Linked DNA regions of Homo sapiens: region 2 is linked to region 1. Evidence: read pairs that join two places in POLR2A ChIA-PET (ENCODE). Cell type or tissue: B cell. All regions are shown on one strand. Each heading gives the region's core, and the rest is flanking DNA. Links, peaks and the distances in the headings are about the cores only. Region 1 overlaps FOXN3 (forkhead box N3). Region 2 overlaps FOXN3 (forkhead box N3).

Region 1 (5,377 bases), core at 322-5,321:
TATTAACTCTTTATTGGATATGTGCTTTGCAAGTATTTTCTCCGTCCTGTAGGTTGCCTTTTTCATTTTGTAGACTATTTCCTTTGCTGTACAAAAAACTTTTTAGTTTGATGTAGTCCCACTTATGTTTGCTTTTGTGCCTGTACTTTTGGTGTCGTATCCAAAAAATCATCGCCAAGACCAATGTCATGGAGTTTTCCCCCTTTGTTTTCTTCTAGTTTAACAGTTTCAAGTCTTAACATTGAATTAAAGTTTTAATCCATCTTGAGTGGATTTTTGTCTGGAAAATTTCGTTTTAACAAAGTCTTTAGACCAGCATTAAGGGACAAGGAGTGAAGCATCAGAATCACAAGAGGGACATTAAGAAAATTATATAGGGTGTTGATGGTGGGAGAGGCCATGGAGACCGGGGATGGGGGTAAGGGTATATGGGAACTGACTGTACTTTTTGCTCACTTTTGTTGTGAGCTTAAAATTTCTCTTAAAAGATGAAGTCTGTTATTAAAATATATGTATATAATTTTCCTGACCCTGGAGAGCTGGATATGGTATTTAAAATCATTGACTTAGTGAGTCATAGTTAACTGTGCAGGGTGTCTGCCCCTCTCTGCGCTGTTCAACAGAAAATACATGTTGAGAATTAGTGTCTTAATCATAGAATATTGCAGCAGAAAAGAACCTAAAATCACCCAGTTTAGAGTCCTTAGGTGGGACACCACATGAACAGCTTCCTGGGGTTGTTAGGACTTTAGTTTTGAGTATACATGAAGTTGCCCGTGGTCAATAAGTTTGGGAAACGCAGCTCATTATAACTTCTTTGTAGTAAGCCAAAATTAAGATATTTCCTACATTTTATCAAACAGACATTAAAAAAATCACAGCACACTGATCAACATATTCCAAGGAACACCAATTTGGGAACAAGTAATCTAAAATAAAGATTACCACTCCGTAATGGGTTATGAAATCAATGTAGGGGTTACAACTATCTTTTTGTTTTACAAAAAATAATACAGTAGAATAAGAAATACCAGAGTGCATTGCACAGAGGAGGCTATTATTTTGTGAAACCTTTGTTTCAGTTATGTATGGTATATTTGTGTGAACTCAGTCAGAATGAAGCCTATTTGTTACTATAAATGGTGGCCAAAAATACGCTGGAGAAGACTGGTCTGATTCAGTTCCTCAATTTTACAACTGAAAACACAGAGGAGACCCATGTGGTCCTAAGATCACACGGGGAGTTAGTAACAGATTGAGTCTGAGTCTGTTCTTCATCCTCAGTCCCCTTCACCACTGCTTTTGCTAAATCCATAGACCATCCTGTTTAAAAAGCAACACTCAGGGAAACAACGCAAACGTCCATCAGCAGGTGGTGGATGAACAAAACGTGTCTTGTACAGACAATGGAATATTACTCAGCCTTGGAAAAGAATGAAATTCTGACACAGGCCACAACATAGATGAACTTTGAACATTATGCAGAGTGAAAAAAGCCAGATACAAAAGGACAAATATCATATGATTCCACTTATATGAAGTTTTCCTAGAATAGACAAATAACATAGAGACAGAAAGTGGATTAGTGGTTACCAGGGCCTGGGGGAAGGTGGGAATGGGGAGTTAGTATTTAATGTGTACAGAGTTTGGGATGATGAAGAAGTTCTGGAAATAAATAGTAGGGATGGTTGCACAACAGTGTGAATACACCAAATGCCACTGAACTGTATGTACACCTAAAAAATTGTTTAAGTGGCAAATTTCATATTTTGTGTATTTTATCACACATTCCAAAATGAATCTAGGCGCAAAAGAAGAAGAGGAAACAGAACAACGTAGCATTTCTTGTAGACAGACCTCATTTCACATTCCAGCAGCCGTTTATTCCTTCAGCCTACCCCTTGGTGGGCCCAGGTCCTGAGGATTCTGAGGCAAACAGGACAGGCTCCCTGGCCTTAGGAATCCATGGAACCGACTGTGGCCAAGTGTGGCCTTGATTCTGGAATCCCTGGCAGGTGATGACTGCTGGCATTTCCACAGGTGATGCATTTTACAGCAGCGAGTGATGCTTAGCCAATGACCTTTCATGTGCTAATAGCTCTGATTTTTCCAATTGCAGCATTTGGATAAACCCACAATTTGCTTTTGGAATGCCAAGGAAAAACATCGTTTATGGTTTTTCTTTTGGTCTCACCCCTTTCATCAGTTGGTCTTTAGCCTTAACCCATAAACAAATAGCCTTTTCTCTCTTTACTCTTCCCTCTTTCTTTGCAAGACCTCCAGGCTCCCTGCAAATGGCAATTCAAGCGACATGCTCCTACCCACAAGTTACAGTGATTCACGCTGGCTCCATTCTGTACTCTTGCTTCACATGTTTGGATATGAGAGTCAGAAGACTCGGGGTGAGCCAGAAATGAGGTCAGGGGCAGCTGGGTAGCAGAAGCGGGATGTCTGTTTCTTTCTTGTAGCTGACTTAAGATTTTTGATACTCCCAGTGCAGGGCAATTTCTGCCCGTACAAGCTGTGGCAGATAGGAGTCTACCGCTGGCTCTATTTGAGGGCATTGGAGATTTCTTACTACCTGGCAGGCACCCCTGTGCTTCTAGCCCCTCCACTGTTATTGACAAACAGGTTTGTGCTTCCAGCCACCCTGTCAGAATCTCTGCAGCCCTCAAGTCAGCAGCAGCATTAAAGGAAACCTGGAGGATGTCTCTCTAACTCCACCAGTGAAAATAGTTAACTGGGCTTACTGGGAGCTAAGAAAATAGTTTATTTTTATGTTACATTGAACTTTACCACAAATGGCGGGGGAGCAGGGATGGCTGGCACACATCATGATAATGATCTTGAAACCGTTAGCATAGTCTGTGAGTTTTAGGTCCACCCAGGGTTTTTCCGCCTTGGTACTATTGACATTTGGGGCCAGATAATTCTTTTTTTTTTTTTTTTTTTTTTTTTTTTTTTTGAGACTGAGTCTCGCTCTGTCGCCCAGGCTGGAGTGCAGTGGCACGATCTCGGCTCACTGCAAGCTCCGCCTCCCGGGTTCACAGCATTCTCCTGCCTCATCCTCCCTAGTAGCTGGGACAGGTGCCCGCCACCACACCCGGCTAATTTGTTTTGTATTTTTAGTAGAGACAGGGTTTCACCATGTTAGGCAGGATGGTCTCGAACTCCTGACCTTGTGATCCGCCCGCCTCGGCCTCCCAAAGTGCTGGGATTACAGGCTTGAGCCACCGCGTCCGGCAGGGGCCAGAGAATTGTTTATTGTGAGAGGCTGTCCTGTGCCTTGTAGGATGTCTGGAAACATCCTTGGCCTCTACCCACCAGGTACCAGTAGCACCCCCACCCACCACCAAGTTGTGGTGATGGAAAACGTCTGCAGATATTGCCAGATGTTCCCTGGGGAGCAAAACCAACCCCAGTTGAGGACCACTGGCACACCCCAAATCCCTTCTGCTATGTTCCGAGTTTTAAATGTTGAGGACTTTTTCCATGGATATTCTGGAAATAATAATGAAAAAGAGCTTGGGGTTTTGGTTTGATTCCTGCTTTATTAGTATTAAAGGGTGTGTAAGCATCACAGCCTGGGAAAAATTAACACCTACTATCTATGTCAGAATGAATCTGTTACCCATGTACTAGGCTTGGTTCCGTGAGGGGTGCTATATCTTGGGCAACATGATTTCTGGTGTGGTCCAGCTGCCGAAGAATTGCACAGTGGTGAGGGTCGGTGGCCTCTCTTATATCATCTACTTTGCTGTATTTCCCAGATGGCAGGCCGAGGCCTTGCATGGTTATAAGCTGAGCACAGGAGCAGGTAAGCTGAGATGGAGGAGGCCTGCATCCGTGGCCTCTGAGTACTACTTGTCCTCTTTTCCTTCTGTGCCAGTCCCATGGCTGAATGACATAGGCAGCTTATTTCATTGCACGTCTTATATCTTTCTCTTCCACATCTAAATGGAGGATGGTACCTGCTCTTTATCTTGTTATCACCTGTCAAGCTCTACCCTTGTCGTGGTGTCAGTTATTTGAGATCATGGAATTATCTGTGATGTAATTACCTGTTCTGGAGCCCCAGATGGATTCCTAAGGGCCATCCTCCAAAAAGCCAAGCCTCCGTTTCCCTTTGAGGCTGTGCTAGTGGGAATGTGTCTTTGCCCATTCATCTAGTGCTGCTGGTGGGAATGTCTCTTCTCCTATTCATCCAGTGCTGCTGGTGGGAATGTCTCTTCTCCTATTCATCCAGTGCTGCTGGTGGGAATGTCTCTTCCCCCATTCATCCAGGGCTGCTGTTGGGAATGTCTCTTTAACCATTCACCCAGGGCTGCTGTTGGGAATGTCTCTTCACCCATTCAACCAGGGCTGCTGTTGGGAATGTCTCTTTACCCATTCACCCAGGGCTGCTGTTGGGAATGTCTCTTCACCCATTCATCCAGGGCTGCTGGTGGGAATGTCTCTTCCCCCATTCATCCAGGGCTGCTGTTGGGAATGTCTCTTTGCCCATTCATCCAGGGCTGCTGGTGGGAATGTCTCTTCGCCCATTCATCTAGGGCTGCTGGAACTCCTGTGTGCCATGCTTTGTGCGGGTTACTTGGGATCCTTGATGACTGAGCCAGGTTTCCTGTCATCAGAGCGTACACCTCCAGTTAGAAAGATGGACTTGTAAACAAATCTAATGTAACATGAGACTTGCTTTCGGTCATCTGTACAAAAGTGCTGTAGTTTAACGATCCTGGCTGTTTTGAAGCTCTTCCCAAGTATTGAAGTACTGAAACACAGTGGTGACATTTTGGAAGGCATTAGCCTGTGGTCTGGGAGAATGCTATTTGGGAGTCTGAAAACCTGGGTTTTTAGTGTTGACACTGGCCCTGATTAGCTGTGTGCTAATTCCTGTAAACCTGAGTCACTTCATCTTAATGGACTTCCCTCCCTAGGTTTATAAAATGAGGTGGTTGGGCTAGATCATCTCTAACGTTCCTTCTGATTCTGGTAGCCTCTGCTTATTATAATGTTTAAAGACTGGAAACTTCGAGATTAGCCAGCCTTTGTGAGGAGGATTTATTGTAAGTTTTTAAAGTGGCTTCCCTGCTCATTTGTGCCTTTGGGGAGACTTGGGCAACTCTGGTATGGTCAGAAGCCTAGCAACACTTTGAGGCCCCATCTGAGGGGTAAACTAGTAGTCTGAAAGACTAAACAGATGTCTTGCCCTGAAGTTCCAGAAGAAAGATACCATCTGTAAATAGCCTCATCAACTTTCATAGGGCTTTTGGCGGGTAGAGGTGCCTTTTACCATTATCCTTCTGTCCACTTGTGGATTTGTATAAATCCATTAGGTTAAAATTATCCATTCCTTTTGCTCTTGAAGCTGTAGGTCAGT
Region 2 (5,377 bases), core at 243-5,242, 170 kb after region 1:
AGAAGAGAACCTTCCAAATGTCTTTCTACCACTTGGCTGGAGGTGGAAGTCTTTGGTCATCTCTTCTCTTCCATGTCTACTTGCAGTTGATTTTCAAAAGAAGCTTTGAACTTGCTCCAGTCCCCTGCTTCTACAATCCCATTAATCCCATCTACTTTTCACATTTGGCAAAAGATCAGAGTCCTCAACTAAATCCCTGGGGAGGACAACTACCCTACATGATATCCTTTAGAATTAGAGCCATTAGTTCCAGAGAGACTCCTAGTGCACCAGGTAAGAGGCAGAGATGACACATGCTCATTATACTGTAGTGGAACCCCTAATTAATTGGTTAAACAAATGAACAAACAAACAAAAAATGGCAGATGGCCATGTCGTAAACCTACACCTTGACTTGTTAGCTGAAAGCCTGCTCATTCTGGGTTTGAACTAATGTGATTTCTCTTTTTATGTTTGATATTTTCCAACTATTTGACAAGAGAATGAGTACCAGGTTTTATCTGAGATGAATAGCACGTGGTTTTGTTGAGCCACATGCTTTAAACTTTTAGAGGCCCAGTAAAATCAGGTGGCTCTGATTTATGCTAATTGCAATATCGTTACACATAAATTCAGCTAAAACTGAAAAATTGCAGGCATTTCGGATGTATCACATGTTCACTTTAATGAATGATTTTTAAGAAAGTGGTTAGAAATTCACCTTCCAACATGTTCAGAATGGCTGGTTTCTTTTAAGCATTTGTTGTCCTGTAATGGCAATCCCTGCGGCGGGAAACATTTGACACCAAGTCAGTGCAGCTGGCTTGCACCATCGTGAATAACATTGCACCAAGTTATTAATAATTGAAGGAGCTTTTCACTTCCTGCTGAGTTTTGTGTGTAACTTATGGATTACATAATCCCAAGCTAAAATCTCAGGGAAGGTTAATTTCATCAAATGAGAAAGAGAGACATTTATATTTTAATTCTCACTCCCTGAAGTTATGTCTGTGTACCTGTTTTCATCCAGAAATATTATCAGTGGATGTATTGGTTTTCTGTCTTCATCACAGTAAACTTCCTTCTTCAGGAGTGACAGGGAGATATTTTGAATTCCTGCTTGAACCATCTTTGAGACTGTCCGGGCCACCCCACTCAACAACCATGGGGCTCTCTGAGCTTCTGTTTTTCTGTGAAATGGGTTAAGTAGGCCAGTGTTCCAATAGGGACTTGGGTCATGGACTCTGTTGGCATGCAGTCTGATTCTAGGTGGTACCGGAAACTCTGCCCCACACAGCATCAAATCAGGGGCTGTGGAATCATTCTCTTTTCTATTCTCCCTTTAATCCATGGGATCTCTTTAAGAAGAAAGTTTCCATTTGGATCCCCCTCTTTAATGCTGCTAATCTCCCTGTTTAAGAAAGAAAGAGACATTCTCAGGCTCGAAACCATTCCTCTTATGATAGTGTGGAGCTCACGTTTAACATCATTGCTTTGGTTCTAGAGTATTTCTCCCCCTCCCTAAAACTTTGATTTAAAAAATGTTCAAACTTAGGAAAAAAGGGAAAGAAAAGCACAATGAATAGCACAGACCCTTCACCTAGATTCACCAGGAATCAGCACTGTGGAGCACTTGCTTTATTTCTCACTCTCCCACTCGTGATTCTCCCCATCTGTGTTCAGAGAGGGATCATGTTCTGCTTAACTGTGGTAGTGACGTGAGTTGTAAGCCCCAAGTTATTTTTTAAAAGAAACATTCAGAACTGAATCCATTTATTAAAAGCTAAATATAGCCCACTTTACTCTTTCAAGTATACTTAGATTTACTATGAAACTGTTTGATGTTAGTTCAGTGGGTGAATTATTTTTGTATTTTACAGTAGTTCCCTCAAATGGCAAAAATTAAAAGGACCATACAACGAGACTTTCATTTTCGTTTGCTCTAATAACTATTAATAGCTAGCTGTATGATTAATTACATTTACCAAGTTTCACATTTGGTGACACCTCAAAGTAATCTTATCCCAGCCATCTTTATGCACCCAAGACACAGCCAAGAAATAGGAAGTCTGCAGAAAACAGATACGGAGGAGGCCAAACCCCAAAGCTCAGGGGCTGTGTTCACAGGCAAGCCCTGGAGGAACTCCTCTTGAAGGGCCTGTTTCCTCTGACTTGGTGCTGGGTTCCCATACGCCTCCCGATCCAGAATAGAAAGAGAAAACAAGACTGCTCAGAGTGAACAAGTCACAGCAGCAGGAAGTCGCAGGAATCGGACCACAAGTAAAAAACATGATCAGGCACCACAAACAGCCTTGCTCTGTGCTCAGGACAGTTCATTTAATCCTCACGCAGCCCCACAAGGTAGATGAGGAAGCTGAGTCTTCAAGAAGTAAAACAGCCTGCTCAAAGTCACCAGTAAGCAACACTGGGATATGAGCACAGGCGTGTGTGGCTTGCAAGCCAGGCTCTGTCTGTAAGGATTTAGGGGAGGTGGTGTGTATCTGGGATCACGGAGCACAGGACACAAGCTGGGACCCTTCTGGGTCTCACTGGGACTTCCGTGTACAAATGCACACATTGTAAGTGTTGGGGTTCATCAGGAGGCTCTCGGACATCTAGCAAAGGCTGAGTTTTGATAATGACCCTCATACATTTTGCTGGTGGACACGACAGTACGGAGTCTCTCCCCCAGCCTAAATTTAGCAAAATACCACCGGCCCTGGGGCCCCAGGAGAGCAGCTCCTTCGCCTCACTCCCTACTGCACCCTTTTCATTAGGGACTCTTTCCCTTCCCCTTTCACTTTCTATGTGGGATGCAGCTGAAGTCTCCCTGAGCCTCAAGGCCCATGAGGGTGACAGGAGAAAAGCCAGGGTAGAGATTGTCACTACTGTTATCTCACTGGTGGTCCTGACCCCACAGCCCTTCTACCAGTGCCGTATCCTCAGCGTGTGCCCGGTGAGTCATGGTGGTGGAGACCCACAGTCATTTCCCAAGCTTCATGCTCTCAGCCACGTGATTCCACCTGTGCCGCACTTCCTCAGTTTATCTGCTGTGTCCACCGTGCTGACACGGCGATAGCCACTGGGGGCCTAGCAGTAACCACACCCTGTCTCATGGAGCTAGCTCTCTAATGGGACACATGACCACACAGTTCATAATGATGGTGGGGAGTGCCCTCTATGGAGGGGATGTAAGAGTACTTACAGTTGGGGTCATCTAGGCAGGAAAAGTATGGTCATGTTCCCCAGAACTCTTAGAAATGGATCACGAGGTAGATGAGCTTACAGGAAACCGGGCCAGCATGGTGCCATAGAACAGTTCCCATCCCTGCCAAATTCTTCAGCCCTTGTGTCCAAGGTCAGATGCCTTGTCTTCCACAAAACATTCCCTGGCGTCCACCCTTCGTCCCCTTCAGCTACAAGTGACCCTCCTCTCCTGCAAGTATTCATCCTTCTGAAGGCTGGGCGCCAGGCACTAACAGACAGGCAGCTGCCTCCCAGACATAAGGAGCATGGGTCCTAACCAGGAATAAGCTTCACAGCCATTGCTGTCAGGCCAAGCCGTGGTCCAGGCACCTGCAGGCATTAATTCGTGTCCTCAGCCCCACACCCACGGGGAGCAGGTGTAGTTACTATTCCCACTTTCGCGATAAGGAAGCACAAGGAAAGTACATCGCTCAGATGTAAAGACACAAAGAAATAATCAGAGGTGTGATGAGTGCTACAGACGCCTTATAGGCATGGGTAGCAGGGACCTTGTTATAGGGAAATCACAAAGGAGGGTCGGTCTGGTGATGTAGCTAAGACCTCAAGTCTGAGAGTCAGACTTTGATTCCAGTCCCTGCTCCGCAAGTGATCAGTTGTGTGACTTTAAGTACATCACTGAACTTCTCCAGGCTTCACTTCGAGCCACTGTAAAATAAGGATGCTAATATCCACCTTACGGAGTTAAACATGGTCCTCTGCACAGACTTAGCAGAGCGCCTGGCAGGTGTTGAGTTCGGGAAGTCGTAGTTTATTGCCCTCTGGTCTGTGATGCGACCCTGGCTTGCCTCTCTGTTAGGCTGCAACATCGCTGTGGCAGTGTCTATATCCGATCCAACCCCGTGTCCCTCCCCCAGAACCCTCCCTAAGGTCATGCATTTCTGTTAGGCGCTCAGTGAGTATTTGTAGATTGCATGAACGAGGGAGGGAATGCATGAGTGAGTAGCTGTCACCACATGGCAGGTATCTTTGCTGAACACTGGTTTAGTCTTCTGACAAAAGCCTCCTAATGTAGCCGCTTCAGACGAGAGCAGGCTTTTTTCTCTGAAGTACCCAGCCAACATCGTCTGGCGGTGTCTGACTCTGTGGTGTTGGCGGGGACACGAACCAAGCACAGCTTGATTTTTATGGTTTAATGTAAGAGATGGAGCCTCCACCACTGTCGCTTCAGAAGATTGTTGTTTTGACGTCTCAGCCACACAAATGGAGTGAAACTGCCATTATAGGAGATAAGCAGGGGAGACTGAGGTGTCAGGATTTAGGACCCTGCCTTCAAAGCAGATCCACCTGTTGCCCCCACAGTTTGCGAGTGGCTCCATTGAACACAAAGGGACTGATGGTTGAATGCAGGCGGGCTGCCGGGTGCCCCCATCTGAGGACGTCTAACTGTGTCCCTTCTTTGTCTCCCGTCCCTCCCCACTGTCCTCGCTCTGCAGGAATGGCATCACCAGCTGCCGGATGCGGACTGAGAGTGAGCCATCTTGTGGCTCCCCAGTGGTCAGCGGAGACCCCAAGGAGGATCACAACTACAGCAGTGCCAAGTCCTCCAACGCCCGGAGCACCTCGCCCACCAGCGACTCCATCTCCTCCTCCTCCTCCTCAGCCGACGACCACTATGAGTTTGCCACCAAGGGGAGCCAGGAGGGCAGCGAGGGCAGCGAGGGGAGCTTCCGGAGCCACGAGAGCCCCAGCGACACGGAAGAGGACGACAGGAAGCACAGCCAGAAGGAGCCCAAGGATTCTCTGGGGGACAGCGGGTACGCATCCCAGCACAAGAAGCGCCAGCACTTCGCCAAGGCCAGGAAGGTCCCCAGCGACACACTGCCCCTCAAAAAGAGACGCACCGAAAAGCCCCCCGAGAGCGATGATGAGGAGATGAAAGAAGCGGCAGGGTCCCTCCTGCACTTAGCAGGGATCCGGTCCTGTTTGAATAACATCACCAATCGGACGGCAAAGGGGCAGAAAGAGCAAAAGGAAACCACAAAAAATTAAAAACAAGTCACTGATTTGTTTTGAACTTACGACCATTTGGTTTCAGCATGTCAGGAGATTTCTAATGATTTGTGGCAATATCAGCAATTTTTTTTCTTTTTTCTTGTTTTTGGTTTGGTTTTCTTTCTTTTCTTTTCCTTTT

What was found. ChIA-PET counts read pairs that join two places held together with the same protein. Peaks named below come from ENCODE experiments on the same cell type or tissue, not always from the same donor. Only the 100,000 strongest peaks of a DNase experiment are listed, where the experiment ranks them.
Region 2: POLR2A ChIA-PET joins it to region 1 with 5 read pairs; 1 of 35 experiments calls an interaction of 5 or more read pairs at or near these places.

What each region holds. Positions count from the first base shown.
Region 1 is chr14:89,327,444-89,332,820 of GRCh38, reverse strand. All of the region lies in intron 3 of FOXN3 (forkhead box N3), which reads left to right. Among named protein-coding and RNA genes, the nearest start is that of FOXN3-AS3, 20 kb to the left of the region's middle. RefSeq lists enhancers at 1,468-1,517, 2,457-2,706. In B cell, for the core only: no CTCF peak of the experiment used is centred there; DNase peaks (open chromatin) are centred at 1,190 and 2,760; H3K4me3 peaks cover 1,085 bases; H3K27ac peaks cover 1,142 bases.
Region 2 is chr14:89,162,272-89,167,648 of GRCh38, reverse strand. It overlaps FOXN3 (forkhead box N3), which reads left to right. Exons shown (of 6, transcript NM_005197.4): 6 at 4,680-5,377. The coding sequence ends at 5,235. Among named protein-coding and RNA genes, the nearest start is that of FOXN3-AS3, 190 kb to the left of the region's middle. RefSeq lists enhancers at 2,103-2,232, 2,433-2,482, 1,727-2,658. In B cell, for the core only: no CTCF peak of the experiment used is centred there; DNase peaks (open chromatin) are centred at 2,168 and 2,908; H3K4me3 peaks cover 1,823 bases; H3K27ac peaks cover 3,270 bases.